Linked DNA regions of Homo sapiens: region 2 is linked to region 1. Evidence: chromatin contacts called from ENCODE POLR2A ChIA-PET data. All regions are on one chromosome and are shown on one strand. The core of a region is the stretch at or near the end of the contact, and the rest is flanking DNA. Distances in the headings are between cores, read along the strand shown. Region 1 overlaps IVD (isovaleryl-CoA dehydrogenase). Region 2 holds the start of SPINT1 (serine peptidase inhibitor, Kunitz type 1).

Evidence for each region. ChIA-PET counts read pairs that join two places held with the same protein, here RNA polymerase II (POLR2A).
Region 2: POLR2A ChIA-PET joins it to region 1 with 11 read pairs in A673. The contact joins the promoter of SPINT1 here to the enhancer-like site in region 1. POLR2A ChIA-PET finds 5 or more read pairs at or near these places in 2 of 52 experiments (A673 and WTC11).

Annotation. Positions count from the first base shown.
Region 1 is chr15:40,419,435-40,425,610 of GRCh38, forward strand. IVD (isovaleryl-CoA dehydrogenase) reads left to right here. Exons shown (of 12, transcript NM_002225.5): 12 at 1-1,874. Among named protein-coding and RNA genes, the nearest start is that of IVD, 17 kb to the left of the region's middle. Within about 2 kb of position 1,522, at least 19 of the 41 ENCODE cell types and tissues checked have a DNase peak (open chromatin) inside an H3K27ac peak, as active enhancers do.
Region 2 is chr15:40,842,782-40,849,562 of GRCh38, forward strand. SPINT1 (serine peptidase inhibitor, Kunitz type 1) reads left to right here and starts at 1,267. Exons shown (of 11, transcript NM_003710.4): 1 at 1,267-1,405; 2 at 1,709-2,248. The coding sequence starts at 1,774. It overlaps SPINT1-AS1 (SPINT1 antisense RNA 1), which reads right to left and starts at 1,743. Exons shown (of 2, transcript NR_146468.1): 1 at 1,398-1,743. RefSeq lists silencers at 705-887, 1,049-1,278, 1,359-1,418, 1,709-1,948 and an enhancer at 840-1,411.

The sequences.
Region 1 (6,176 bases), core at 272-2,771:
CGGGAGGTGGAGGTTGCAATGAGCCAATATGACACCGCTGCAGTCCAGCCTGGGCCATAGAGTGAGACTCTGTCTCAAAAAAGGAAAGAAAAATAGGCTGGGCACAGTGACTCATGCCTGTAATCCCAACACTTTGGGAGGCCGAGGCAGGTGGATCACGAGGTCAGGAGTTCAAGACCAGCCTGGCCAAGATGGTAAAACCTCGTCTCTACTAAAAATACAAAAATTAGCCAGGTGTGGTGGCAGGCTCCTGTAATCCCAGCTACTCAGGAGGCTGAGGCAGAGAATTGCTTGAACCCGGGAGGCAGAGTTTGCAGTGAGCCAAGATCACACCACTGCACTCCAGCTTGGACGACAGAGCGAGACTCTGTCTCAAAAAATAATAGGCCAGGCATGGTGGCTCAACGTCTGTAATCCCAGCACTTTGGGAGGCCGAGGCGGGCAGATCACAAGGTCAGGAGTTCGAGACCAGCCTGACGACCAACATGGTGAAACCTCGTCTCTACTAAAAATACAAAAATTAGCCAGGCCTGGTGGCACGCGCCTGTAATCCCAGTTACACAGAAGACTGAGGCAGGAGAATCGCTTGAACGCAGGAGGCAGAGGTTGCAGGAGCTGAGATCGCGCCATTGCACTCCAGCCTGGGCAACAGAGTGAGACTCTGTCTCAAAAAATAATAATAAAATAAATGAACACACATGCTGCTGAGTCCGCAGGGGGGGCAGAGCAGAGGACAGCGTGCTTTTGTGTACTGTTGGAAGACTGGCTCCTCCTGTACAGCACCTCTGAGCCCTTGTGCACCGCCCTGCCACGGGCACCATCCAGTCCTGGCCGTGTGACCACCCACAGCTGACTGGGCAGCAGGCACAGGCCCTACCCGAGCAGGCCGGAGTTGGCTCGCATGACTCCAGCTGAGGCTGCCTGTGTACATTTCTCCAGATACCCTATGGCTAATTTTGTTATAACTGCACAGTGGCTGCTGCCATTTTGTATTAAATATATTGTGAAACAAACCTATCTGGGGAGAAGCAATCTACTTGCCGCTGCTTCCTGTCTGGATCCAGCTTGTGTCCTTGGAGAGTGGCTGGCCCAGGTCCTATTCCTGTCCTCCAGCCCGTTCTTTCATGAGGGACAGGAAGGTAAAATCAGCCCTTAGGAGAGAGGTCTCAGCCTCCCTTTCCCAGATCTCCCAGTGAGTTTTAAAGGAAGCAGGGAGCCCAGAGTGCTAAGTTCTTACAGCCAGAAGGAAGCTTATAGATTTCTGAAAACCGCCCCTTTGTTTTTAAAAAGATCAACACAATTTGACTTTCTCAAGGTCAAAACGAACTAGAATCCAGATCTGCTCATGGCAAAAATGGGGGTGTTCTGAGAATTCCAGCTTTGGGCCGCACTGTACAGCAGTCTGGATAGAGTGTGATCTGAGAAGGGAATGGGTCTGGGTTGTTCCACCCCTTCCGAGTTCCAAAAAGAGGGAACTGGTTTTCTTGGTTCTCAGCCCAGCAGCACCTATCCTGGCTCTTGGTCCTGGCCTGCAGCCAAGTGCTGTTCCTAGCCTGAGGCTTGAGACAGGTGGGGTTGGCTCCTCACCAACCCCAGTTCCGTCCCATCCTGAGGGCAAGATCCTGGGCTCATAGGCAGTCCCTTTCACTTCCTTGTCTTGCTCCCTGCTATGTTGGAGATGAATGTGACTAAAAGGGCCATCTTGCTGGCTTAATGTGTGGCTGGAGAGACCAGCCTGGAGACAATGTGGCAAAATGGGGCGCTTCATCCAGTCTGTCTAAGCCCTGTCGACTTGGGGAGGTGATTTCTTTCCTGGTTCTATATGTGAAGCAAAATAAATGTTTTAAAATTAAAAGCAAAAAAAACAAAATGAACCATGCAGCCTGAGTGGTAAATGGAAGAACAAGGGGCACGTCTACTTTGGTTCTTGTGGGCGTGTTTGGTTGCCTACATGCATTGGGCAAATCTGCAGCACCAGCTGCCAGCACTGCTCCTTCCTGCGGCTGGCTCTTACTCCACTCCAATTTTAGGCAGGTCACACTATCAGGGCAGCTCGCTGCTGTTGATGCTGCCTGCCCTGTGGGAGGGCAACAGAACCTTGGGATGTTTTTTAAGCGTGGTCTGAGCACACCCCTTATCAAAATTTGGCAACCTAGAATAAATGCAGGTTCCTGGATCCTGCCCCAGACCTAATCACATCCCCAAGGGTGAGTCTGCAAGGCAATCTTCTACAACCACCATCTGAGTCCTAAAGCAGGCTTCCCCAGGAGCCTAAGTCCTAATTCTAAATCCATATAATCTAGTGATAACAATCCCTTGCCCATGTAACCCTCTCAAGTCTGAGATCCTTGATCTTTGCACAACCGAGTGCAGGAGGCAAGGTTTCGCGCAGGGCCCCCTTTCAGAAGACCGGTAAGGTGAGTTGCCCTCGGTGGAATGGGACTAGACCTGGTGTCAACACACCGCGCGGTCTGGAGAGAGGTTCCCAGTCCCTGCCTGCCGGGTGGGAGCTGGGACCTAAGACCCAGGTGGCCATCTGTCGCGACCCCCAGCCTAGGGCAGGTCCAGAGTCCTTCCTCTGACCCTCTCCCTCGAGGCAGCGCGCTTCTTCGAGCGCAGCACTGGCTTGCCAGACGCAGCTCGAGTGTCGCATGGAGCTCGCCTGACCCCTGCCGGCTGCCCGCGGGGTTGGGTTGCAAACGCGCGGAGCCAGCCTATATGGCCTTTGCCTGGGGTTCAAGGCCCCCAGTTTGGGATTTCAGGACTCAACGACGTTTTGTTTTAGCCAATAAGGACATGAAAGGGAAGAGGGGTTGGGGGAAGCCTATCCTCTATTACCATCATTTCATAAAAGGCTTTTTTTTTTTGAGACGGAGTCTCGCTCTGTCGCCCAAGCTGGAGTGCAGTGGCGCAATCTTGGCTCACTGCAAGCTCCGCCTCCCAGGTTCACGCCATTCTCCTGCCTCAGCCTCCCGAGTAGCTGGGACTACAAGCGCCCGCCACCATGCCCGGCTAATTTTTTGTATTTTTAGTAGAGACGGGGTTTCGCCGTGTTAGCCAGGATGGTCTCGATCTCCCGACCTCATGATCTACCCACCTCGGCCTCCCAAAGTGCTGGGATTACAGGCGTGAGCCACCGCGCCCGGCCGACTTTTTTTTTTTTTTTTTTTTTTTTTTTTTTTTAAGACGGAGTCTCACTTTGTCATCTAGGCTGGAGTGCAGTGGCGCGATCCCAGCTCACTGCAACCTCCACATCTAGGGTTCAAGCGATTCTCGTGCCTTAGCCTCCCAAATAGCTGGGATTACAGGCATGTGCCACCATGCCTGGCTAATTTTTGTATTTTTAGTAGAGACGGGGTTTCACCATGTTGGCCAGGCTGGTCTCAAAGCCCTGGCCTCAATTGATCCACCGGCCTCAGCCTCCCAAAGTGCTGGGATTACAGGCATGAGCCACCACGCCCAGCTAGGCCAGGATTTTTATTTGTTTGTTTATTTATTTATTTTTGAGACAGGATCTCACTCTGTCACCCAGTGCAGTGGCGTGATCTCAGCTTACTGCAGCCTCGACCTCCCTGGCTCAAGGATCCTCTGGCCTCAGTCCTCCCCCTTGCCACCCACCCCCAGCCCCCCAGTAGCTGGAACTAGAGGTGTGCACCACCATGCCAGACTAATTTTTGTATTTTTTGTAGAGCCGGGCTTTCACCATGTTGTCCAGGCTGGGCTCAACTGCTGGGCTCAAGCGATCCTCCTGCCTCCACTTTCCAAAGTGTTGGGATTATAGGCGTTGAGCCAGTGTGCCCAGCCCTTAAATTTTTGTATATGCTTTATGTTCACTGTTTTAAAAAATACTACAGTTTTTAAAAGCTTATTTAAAAAAATAAAAGTCCCCTGTCCCTCCTATCCCCATTCCCACTCCCAGGACAAAACCACTTTTGAATCTTTAAGGGGCTTCTTTTGATAATTCACTTCATACCTCTAAGTGACATGCTTACTTATTGATTTAATTGTAAGCACTTTTAAGGATAGTTTTTGTTTTTGTTTTTAAGACGGAATCTTGCGCTCTCTCGCCCATGCTGGAGTACAGTGGCATAATCTCAGCTGACTGCAACCTCCGCCTCCTGGGTTCTAGCGATTCTTCTGCCTCAGCCTCCCGAGTAGCTGGGACTACAGGTGCACACCACCATGCCCGGCTAATTTTTGTATTTTTAGTAGAGACAGGGTTTCACCATATTGGCCAGGCTGGTCTCAAACTCTTGACCTCATGATCTGCCCACCTCGGCCCCCCAAAGTGCTGGGATTCCAGGCATGAGCCACCATGCCCGGCCCAAGGATAGTTCTTTAAAGTGCATACATTTGATTTATGAGAAGTTATGCCCATACTTTTTTCACTTCCTCGGGCCAGCCCTGTCCACGGGCCAGTGTTTGGGAGCCCTGAAATCAGGTGGTGCAGAGCCCCATTCACATTCCTGGCTGTCCCCAACCCCTGCCCACACTTGGTACCCAGAGCCTACAGCCACGCTAGTGCCGAGTGGGAGCTCTCCTCTCCCTGTGTGCGCCACTTGGTTACTCTTGCAGGGGGCCGTTCCAGAATTTGGCCTCTTTCCCTCACCCACCACCCAGCCACTCTCAGAGGCTAGCCTGGTATCTCTTAAATACTTCCTGGATCTTAACATCCTGCCAACTTGCCTTCCTTCTTCCAGGCCATGCCCCTCAACCCTTCCTCTACACTGAACCAGTGAACTATCAAGCTCCCCGCAAATTCTTCAGTGGCTCCCAGCACCTGTAAGATCTAAGGCTTGGCAAGGCAAATATGACTCTGATCCCCCTGGGCCTTCCCCTTCTGCTGCTTCCCTCCTTCCCTGCTGAATGTTCGTGTTCTTGTTGCAAGGAGTCCTCACTGCCATGTTTCTCATCCCTGTGCCTTTGGTCTGGGGCAGCTCTGGAAGTCCTTCCAGCCCTTCAAACTTTCTCTTGCTTCCTCATCTCTAAAGCCTCAGGCCAGGGCCTGCCTCCTTCAGGAAGACCTCTCTTCTCCAACCTTCCCTCATTCCTCTGTCTCCATCTCATCCATCCTGGATGGGTCCCCTTTCTCCTTCTCCCTGGGCATATCTGCACTGATGGGCTTGCCACACAGTTGTTTATTCCAGTTTCCCCAGCATTAGGCAGGCTGTGAATCTGAGAGCTAGGACTGTGATTTGACTGTCTTTACATGATCACCATCCAGCACAGTTCCTGGCATGTAATAGGTGCACAACAAATATTTATTGAAAGAGTAGATGAGTAGTCACATGACACTTAGCTCACATTTTGCTGGTATACTGTTATTTGTGTATACGGTCCTCTCTGTAAGATCTTTGAGGTCAAAGACCCTCTCTCACTTATCTGAACTCTCCCAATAGCACCCGGGGCTCACAGTAAGTGCTCAGTGGCTATGTTCATGCTGAATGAGTGAAATGACAGGTGGGCCAGAGCCCTGGCCTAATCCCAGCATTGGCAGAAACAGCAGGGCCAGCCGGCTTTGCCTGGCCCTGTTTTCTCCAGGCCTTCCCACCCTGGAGTGGCCAGAGCCCAGCCGCAGAAGGGAGGCCCTCATCCCCGTACTCCTCTGACCCACTCAGAGACAGAAGGAAGCTGTGCTAAAAGACCCTGACCCTCCTCTGCTAGCTGAGGACGAGAATGGGAGCTGGAAGGGGAAAGGGGCAGAGCAGAGCCACACAGCCTTTGTGTTCTTGTGTGAAATGCATGGTATATATGGGAGAGTATATACATGCACATATGCAGTGTGAAAAATAACAAACTCCTGTGTACCCAACACGCAGGTCAATGAAGACAGTATTCCAAGCCCATGTGCCCCTCCTTGACATATTCTCCCCAGGGGAGCCACCATCCTGAATTTGGTGATAATCCTCCCCTTACCTTTCTCAATGGCTTCCTGCCTCTGTATAGATCCCTGAACAATATTGTTTAGGTTGCCTGATTTCAAACTTTCTATAGCTGGACTCATACTATATATATATATATATATATATATATTCTTCCATATCTTGCTTTTTGGCTCATCATTGTATAGTTTTTGTTTTCTTGTTTTCTTGGTTTTTTTGTTTGTTTGTTTTTCATTTTGTTTTGAAACAGGGTCTCACTCTGTTCATGATCACAGCTCACTACAGCCTCAACCT
Region 2 (6,781 bases), core at 17-2,516, 420 kb after region 1:
AAAAAAAATAAATAAATAAATAAATAAAGATTCTTGAATGTGTTAGCCATAAGGGGAAATCAAATCACAACAAAACCCTTTCTTCCCAGTGACTGCACAATCATTTTCTTCATTCCCAGCATACCACCATTGTTGTATATCCACCAGTGTGCCAGGGTCTGTGGATAAACCCTAAACATCCAGAGAAGGGGAGACAGGCCCCAGATTCCCACCCCAACACGCATCATGTGAGCAGCTGGAGGATGTTGCAGTTCAGCAAAATCCAAGGGTTGGCCACAGGATCTGCTAGGCAAAGCTGCTCTGGATGAGAAACTGGGAAGAATGTTCCCATTGGTTTGGGGGTTGTTAAGCCATCAGGAAAAGGTTTGGAATCTGTATTTTAAGAGAGCATGCTATGTGATTCCTTCCTCCAGCCCTGCCTTCATCTGTCTTTCACCTGTTCAGACCCTTGCCGTAGAGAATGGTCTCTTAAGAGTTTTTTACTCAGGAGGAGCAATGAGCTTGGCTTCAAGGAGTCCACTGTTTCGTGAAGGGCATTAACTCAGCTACTTGGTGAACTGGAACCTCCAGGCTTCCAAGGATGACATTTCCCTGGAAGAAAGTAGCCAGCAGCGTCCCCTTTGTGAAAGAGAGGAAGCCTGGGCTCCAGGGAAGGGGGCAACAGTCCAATGAGCCATAGCAGGGAATGGACCGAACTGTACATACAAGATGAGGAGGGGCCTCGAACAACAGGGAAGCCCCGTGGAGCACGCAGGGGAGCCTGGACGCGGGGAATCGCCTCCGTTTCTCACCCTGACAGCAGGGAGGGCTTCCCGGAGCTGACAGTGAGGCAGACATCCCGGATCCCTGTTATCACAGGTGCAGCCACGCAACTTTTGGGTTACCTTCCCGCCACGAAATGGAAATGATTTCCTGAGGGCCGGAAAGATCATTTGCATCGGGCCTCAGGTCTGGGGCTGGGAAAGCAGGCCCCGGCCGGAAAGGAAGACTGGAGGCCGCCGCCCCAGAGGCCGGACCCTCGCGTCCCGGCCGCATCCCCTCCCGGCTGGGTATGCGCTTCGGGCGCGGGGCTCCCTCGCGAGGCTGGACTGGGTGGAGCCCGAGAGCCCCTCCGGGGAGCTGGCTGCCGGGGAGGCACCGGGGCTGCGGGGCCGCGGGGCGGGCCGGGCCTGGAGCTCCGCGCTAGAGGCGGCCGCAGCGCACCGGGCGTGGGCGGGGCCGGCAGCGCAAGGGTGAATGTCGGCCCCGCCCCGACGGCGCTGACTCAGTTTCACCAGAAACCAGGGGGAGAAGGCGGCCGAGCCCCAGCTCTCCGAGCACCGGGTCGGAAGCCGCGACCCGAGCCGCGCAGGAAGCTGGGACCGGAACCTCGGCGGACCCGGCCCCACCCAACTCACCTGCGCAGGTAACCCGGGCCCCCGCGCGCAAGGCCGAGGCGCAGGCGGAGCGGGCTGGAGCATGTCCGGCCCTTTGTTCTGCGCTCGTGCGTGTGTCCGGGTACTTGAGCTCCCTAGCGGTCCGCCTGTCCGTCTGTCTGGCTGCCGGGTCCCTGGAGGGCGCGTGGGAGGGCCGGGCCCGTGCGCCCTCTTCGATCCTGGGGTGCTCCGGTCCCTCCTCCCCGCCACTTCCTCCCGGCCGGCCCGCCTCCTCCAAAGTCTCCCGGGCTGATCAGGTGTGTCTCCTCCTCTGTCCCCTCCCTTCTTCTCAGGTCACCAGCACCCTCGGAACCCAGAGGCCCGCGCTCTGAAGGTGACCCCCCTGGGGAGGAAGGCGATGGCCCCTGCGAGGACGATGGCCCGCGCCCGCCTCGCCCCGGCCGGCATCCCTGCCGTCGCCTTGTGGCTTCTGTGCACGCTCGGCCTCCAGGGCACCCAGGCCGGGCCACCGCCCGCGCCCCCTGGGCTGCCCGCGGGAGCCGACTGCCTGAACAGCTTTACCGCCGGGGTGCCTGGCTTCGTGCTGGACACCAACGCCTCGGTCAGCAACGGAGCTACCTTCCTGGAGTCCCCCACCGTGCGCCGGGGCTGGGACTGCGTGCGCGCCTGCTGCACCACCCAGAACTGCAACTTGGCGCTAGTGGAGCTGCAGCCCGACCGCGGGGAGGACGCCATCGCCGCCTGCTTCCTCATCAACTGCCTCTACGAGCAGAACTTCGTGTGCAAGTTCGCGCCCAGGGAGGGCTTCATCAACTACCTCACGAGGGAAGTGTACCGCTCCTACCGCCAGCTGCGGACCCAGGGCTTTGGAGGTGAGGAGGGTGCCAAGATGGATGGGTTTGGAGAGACTCAAAAAAGGGACTGGTTATGGGGTCCTAGGGGAGACGAACATCAGAGAGGAGTTAAGGAGAGTTCACTTTTTTTTTTCTTTTTCTTTCTTTTTTTTTGCGACGGAGTCTCGCTCTTGTCGCCCAGGCTGGAGTGCAATGGCGCAATCTCTGGTTGCTCACTGCAACCTCCGTCTTCCACGTTCAAGTGATTCTTCTGTCTCAGCCTCCGGAGTAGCTGGAACTACAGGCACCCGCTACCAGACCCGGCTAATTTTTTTTTTTTTTTTTTTTTTTTTTTTTTTGGTACAGACGGGGTTTCACTATGTTGGCCAGGCTGGTCTTGAACTTCTGAACTCAGGTGATCCACCCACCTTGGCCTCCCAAAGTGCTGGGATTATTTCTACCTGAAGCCCTCCTTAGAAGTAGGCAGTACAGCCGAATCAAGCCTGGTGATCAATGGGGTGACAGATGTCACAGCCAGATCGCCTTCACATCGGTAGTAGGCAGTACAAACAGTAAACAAATGAAAGGGGACATGAGTAGGGAGGGCAGGGCCCAGGCTCTGGCTCCTGAACTCAGGATGTTCAGAGGTGATGGGCTGGTGCTCACAGGGAGGCCTTTGGCTCTGGGCTGTGTGTACTGGAGGGGAGAGGAAGTCCCCAGGACTCCTGACCTCTGGCACTGATAGGCTGATTGAAGGAGTGAGCTGTCTGGATGGTCTGGTGACTAGAAAGGCACCTTGGCCAAGCACTGGTCTGGGCACACCGATGCCCTGTCAGGTGAGCCTGGCCATAGTCTCCTCCACTGGCTGGACTTGGGACTGCTTAGCATCTCTCTACCCCCTAGGAATGCATTGGCCTTTTGGTGGTCCAGGAAGACTGCCAGATCCGAGACTAGAAAACAAGCCCAGTCTGCGGTTGATCCAAAGGGAGAGAAGTGATGTTGTAGGCACAGAAGCCTAGAGGCTCTGGGGTGGGGGATGAGGAGGGTTGTGGGGTGAGTCAGCCTGTTGGTATGTATACCTAGTAGGGAAGGGATGTCAGCTGTCCAGGCAGGTGTGTGTGCATGCGCATGAGCCAGACAGGGCTCTCCCTGCTTAGAATCTGGTAGCCAAACCTTGTTTACTTCCATAGATAAAGGCAAAGCGGAGGCCAGGGCTCCTCCTCTTTCTTCCCCGGACTGAACTGTCTGCTGGGATCAGGGCCAGTCCAGAGCCTTGGTTCCCCCTTTCTCTCTACCTGCTGTTCTGGCCAGGTGGGGCTCCAGGGCAGGGGTAGGTCACCTCTCATAACCTCTGTGAGCACTTTACAGCTTACTGATTGCTGTGCCACACATCCTCTCACTCAGGCCTCATCACAACAACTTCCAAAAAGGGTGCTACTAGCAGTCATCCCACTTTTTAGATTAGGAAACTAAGACTCCCATGTTAAAGAATTTGCCCAGGGTAACACTGCCCATAAATGGTAGGCCTGAGATTCACCCCAGGGGAGACCTCCAAAAAAAGTCCTGTGCTGTTTTTCACACAAGACCATCTCTCTGGTAAAAACCTAGCATTCTGACCCAAAATAGCCCAGTGGATAACAGAACCGGGGATTGGGGAGTTTGGGGGCCAGAACTGGGCTGGGGCCACATCTGGGGGTGGTCTCCGTTCTGGAAAGTGGAGAAAGGGCTTTCCTCCGCAGACTTTTCCTGGGCTAGTCTCTCTGCCAGGCTAAGGAGGGTCCTCTTTCCTCCCTATCCTTCCAGTAGCTCTCCTGGGTCTCTGAGGAGAGGCGAGATGGGGATTCCTGTGGATGGGAGGGGGACATATCTGAGGGCCAGTCTGGGCCACCAAGTCCCACTGAACCAGGGCTGCAGCCTGTTCCACAAGGAAGTAGCAGAAAGTGTAGGTGGTGATGACTCTTACTGACCTGAGTTGCTCATGCCCTTCCTGCTCCACAGAGGCCCCATGGGAGTCCCTCTCCAGAGCCAGAGTGTGAAATTCTGGAGTCTGGTCAGGGAGCTTAGCTGGACTATGGCCCCATGGTCTTGAGACCAGCCATCCTCATCTGGAAACCCCCAGGACCTGCCTGTTTGCCACAAGAGAGGGTGGAGTGGGGATTTCCTGGGACATTGAGGGAGGCAGGTAGGGCTTGGACTTAGTATGAGCTCCAGGCCATTCTAGGCCATTCTTAGAGTGCTGCAGTGCTTTGGGAAGAGGAAAAAGCTGTGTGTGTGTCAAGGGGTTTATTCTCACCTGGGTCCAGTTAGAGAGGTTGGAGGTGGGTAATGACAGGGTAGAGCCATTAAGGGCTAGGGTGGATGAGGTGGGTTGGGTGACGTGGGTCACGGGCACTGAGAGCTTCCAAACCTTTGATTCTCCTATTGCATAGATAAATGCTCCCCAGAATGGGTTTGTTTGTTCCTCCTTCTGCCTGTGGCCAGGCCAGGCCAGTACAGATTCCTGCAGCTGGAGGCGGAGCAGCTTGCACTTCCTCTTCTCCCCTTCTCTTCCCCCACCTCTCCTCCTCCCCAGTCCTATGAAGGAGTGGCTTAGGAGGCGGAGTCTGCACTTCCCTGAGGTCCTGAGACCTGGTAACTAACTGGGGGAGGGGCTGGTTTTATTGCCACTCTAGCCCTTTGCTCTCTTGCGGGTGGGAGGAAGGGAGTGGTAAGGCAAGGTACCTGCTCCTTGGTCCTGGGGGCTGGGGCTTGGAGAGGACTGAGTTGTGTTGGGGTGGGATTCAGCCCCTGATTCAGCTCAAAGTCTGATGCATCACTCTGCATGCTACTTCCACTCTGGGGGCCTGGTGGGGCTAGCCTGTCTGTCTGCTAGGCAGACTGCTAAGTAGTCTGTCTTCTTTCTACAAAATGCAAGGAGGGAGGACTGCGCTCCTCCCAGCTCGCTACTCCCTTGGCAGGTGTTCTCAGGGTACTCTCCTGTTTGTCAGCCAAGCCCCTGGGCTGGGAGGTTGCCTCCAGACAGCCACTTTTCGTTCCTGCTCATCCCTGTCTTATTTTCCCTAATCCCTGGAACCCAGTTCTCTTTTTACTATTTTTGTAGGCCTCTGAAACATTCAACATGTTTCTTCCTGAAATCTCTCCCTTCCCATCCCTTTTGCTGTCATTGTGCATCCTGGTCTTCTCAGCCCCAGAACCACCTTCTGTGAGTCCCCCATTGGCTCTGCTTTCTCTACTTCATCAAAGAGGAATCCCTGAGACTCGGCCTCCTACCAGCTGTTCTTAGCTCTTTACCTTCTCTTCTTTCTTTGCATTCACTCTAACACTTGAAAAAACTCTCTAGAGAGCCTCTGTGGAGGGTAGTTGGGCAATATCTATCAAACCTAAATGCACACAGCCCTGGACACAATTCCACTTGTAGGAATTCATCTTGCAGCTGTACCTACACACGGATAAAACAACTTACCAGCCAGTTAGTCCCCGTAGTATTGTTTATAATAACGAAGAATTGGAAACAATCGCATTGTCTGTCAACACATCCTATAATTGAATACTGTGATGCTGTTTTCATAATAATAATAAACCCTAAGGTAGCATGGTTTAGTTCTTAGGAGAGAAAGAAAGAAAATCTAAATCAGGAAACTGGTAGGGACTGTTTAAATAAATTATAAATTGTGGTGCATTTATACAATGAATATGATACAACAACAACAACAAAAGGAAACTCTTTATGTGTCACTATGGAATGATTTCCAATATATATAAAGGGCAAAACAAGATGAAGAACTCAAATGCTTGTGAATTCAAATACTGTCTCTTGATATTCTCTCTCTCTCTCTGTCTCATACATACCTTTGGGGTAATAAACCTGATGGAGAAGGTTCCTTCTTAAGGAGAAGAGGTGACTTAATTTTGACTAGGCTTTTGTACCTTTTGGTTTTGGTTTTTCTGTTTTTTTTTTTTTTGAAATGGGGTCGGGCCGGGCGCGGTGGGTCACGCCTGTAATCCCAGAACTTTGGGAGGCCGGGGCGGGCGGATCACGAGGTCGGGAGATTGAGACCATCCTGGCTAACACGGTGAAACCCCGTCTCTACTAAAAATACAAAAAATTAGCCGGGTGTGGTGGTGGGCACCTGTAGTCCCAGCTACTTGGGAGGCTGAGGCAGGAGAATGGTGTGAACCCAGGAGGCGGAGCTTGCAGTGAGCCAAGATCACGCCACTGCCCTCCAGTCTGGGCAACAGAGCAACACTCCGTCTCAGGAAAAAAAAAAAAGAGAGAAATGGGGTCTCACTCTGTCACCCAGGCTGGAGTTCAGTGGTGTAACCACAGCTCGCTGCAGCCTCAACCTCACAGGCTCAAGCGATCCTCCCAACCTCATCTTCATGAATAGCTAAGTAGCCATCACACCATCACACCTAGCTAATTTTTTATTTTGTAAATACGAGGTCTCACTATGTTGCCCAGGCTAGTCTCAAACTCCTTGGCTCAAGCCATCCTTCTGCCTCAGCTTCCCAAAGTGTTGGGATTACAGGTATGAGCCACCACACCCAGCCACCTTTTGAATTTTATGTCAT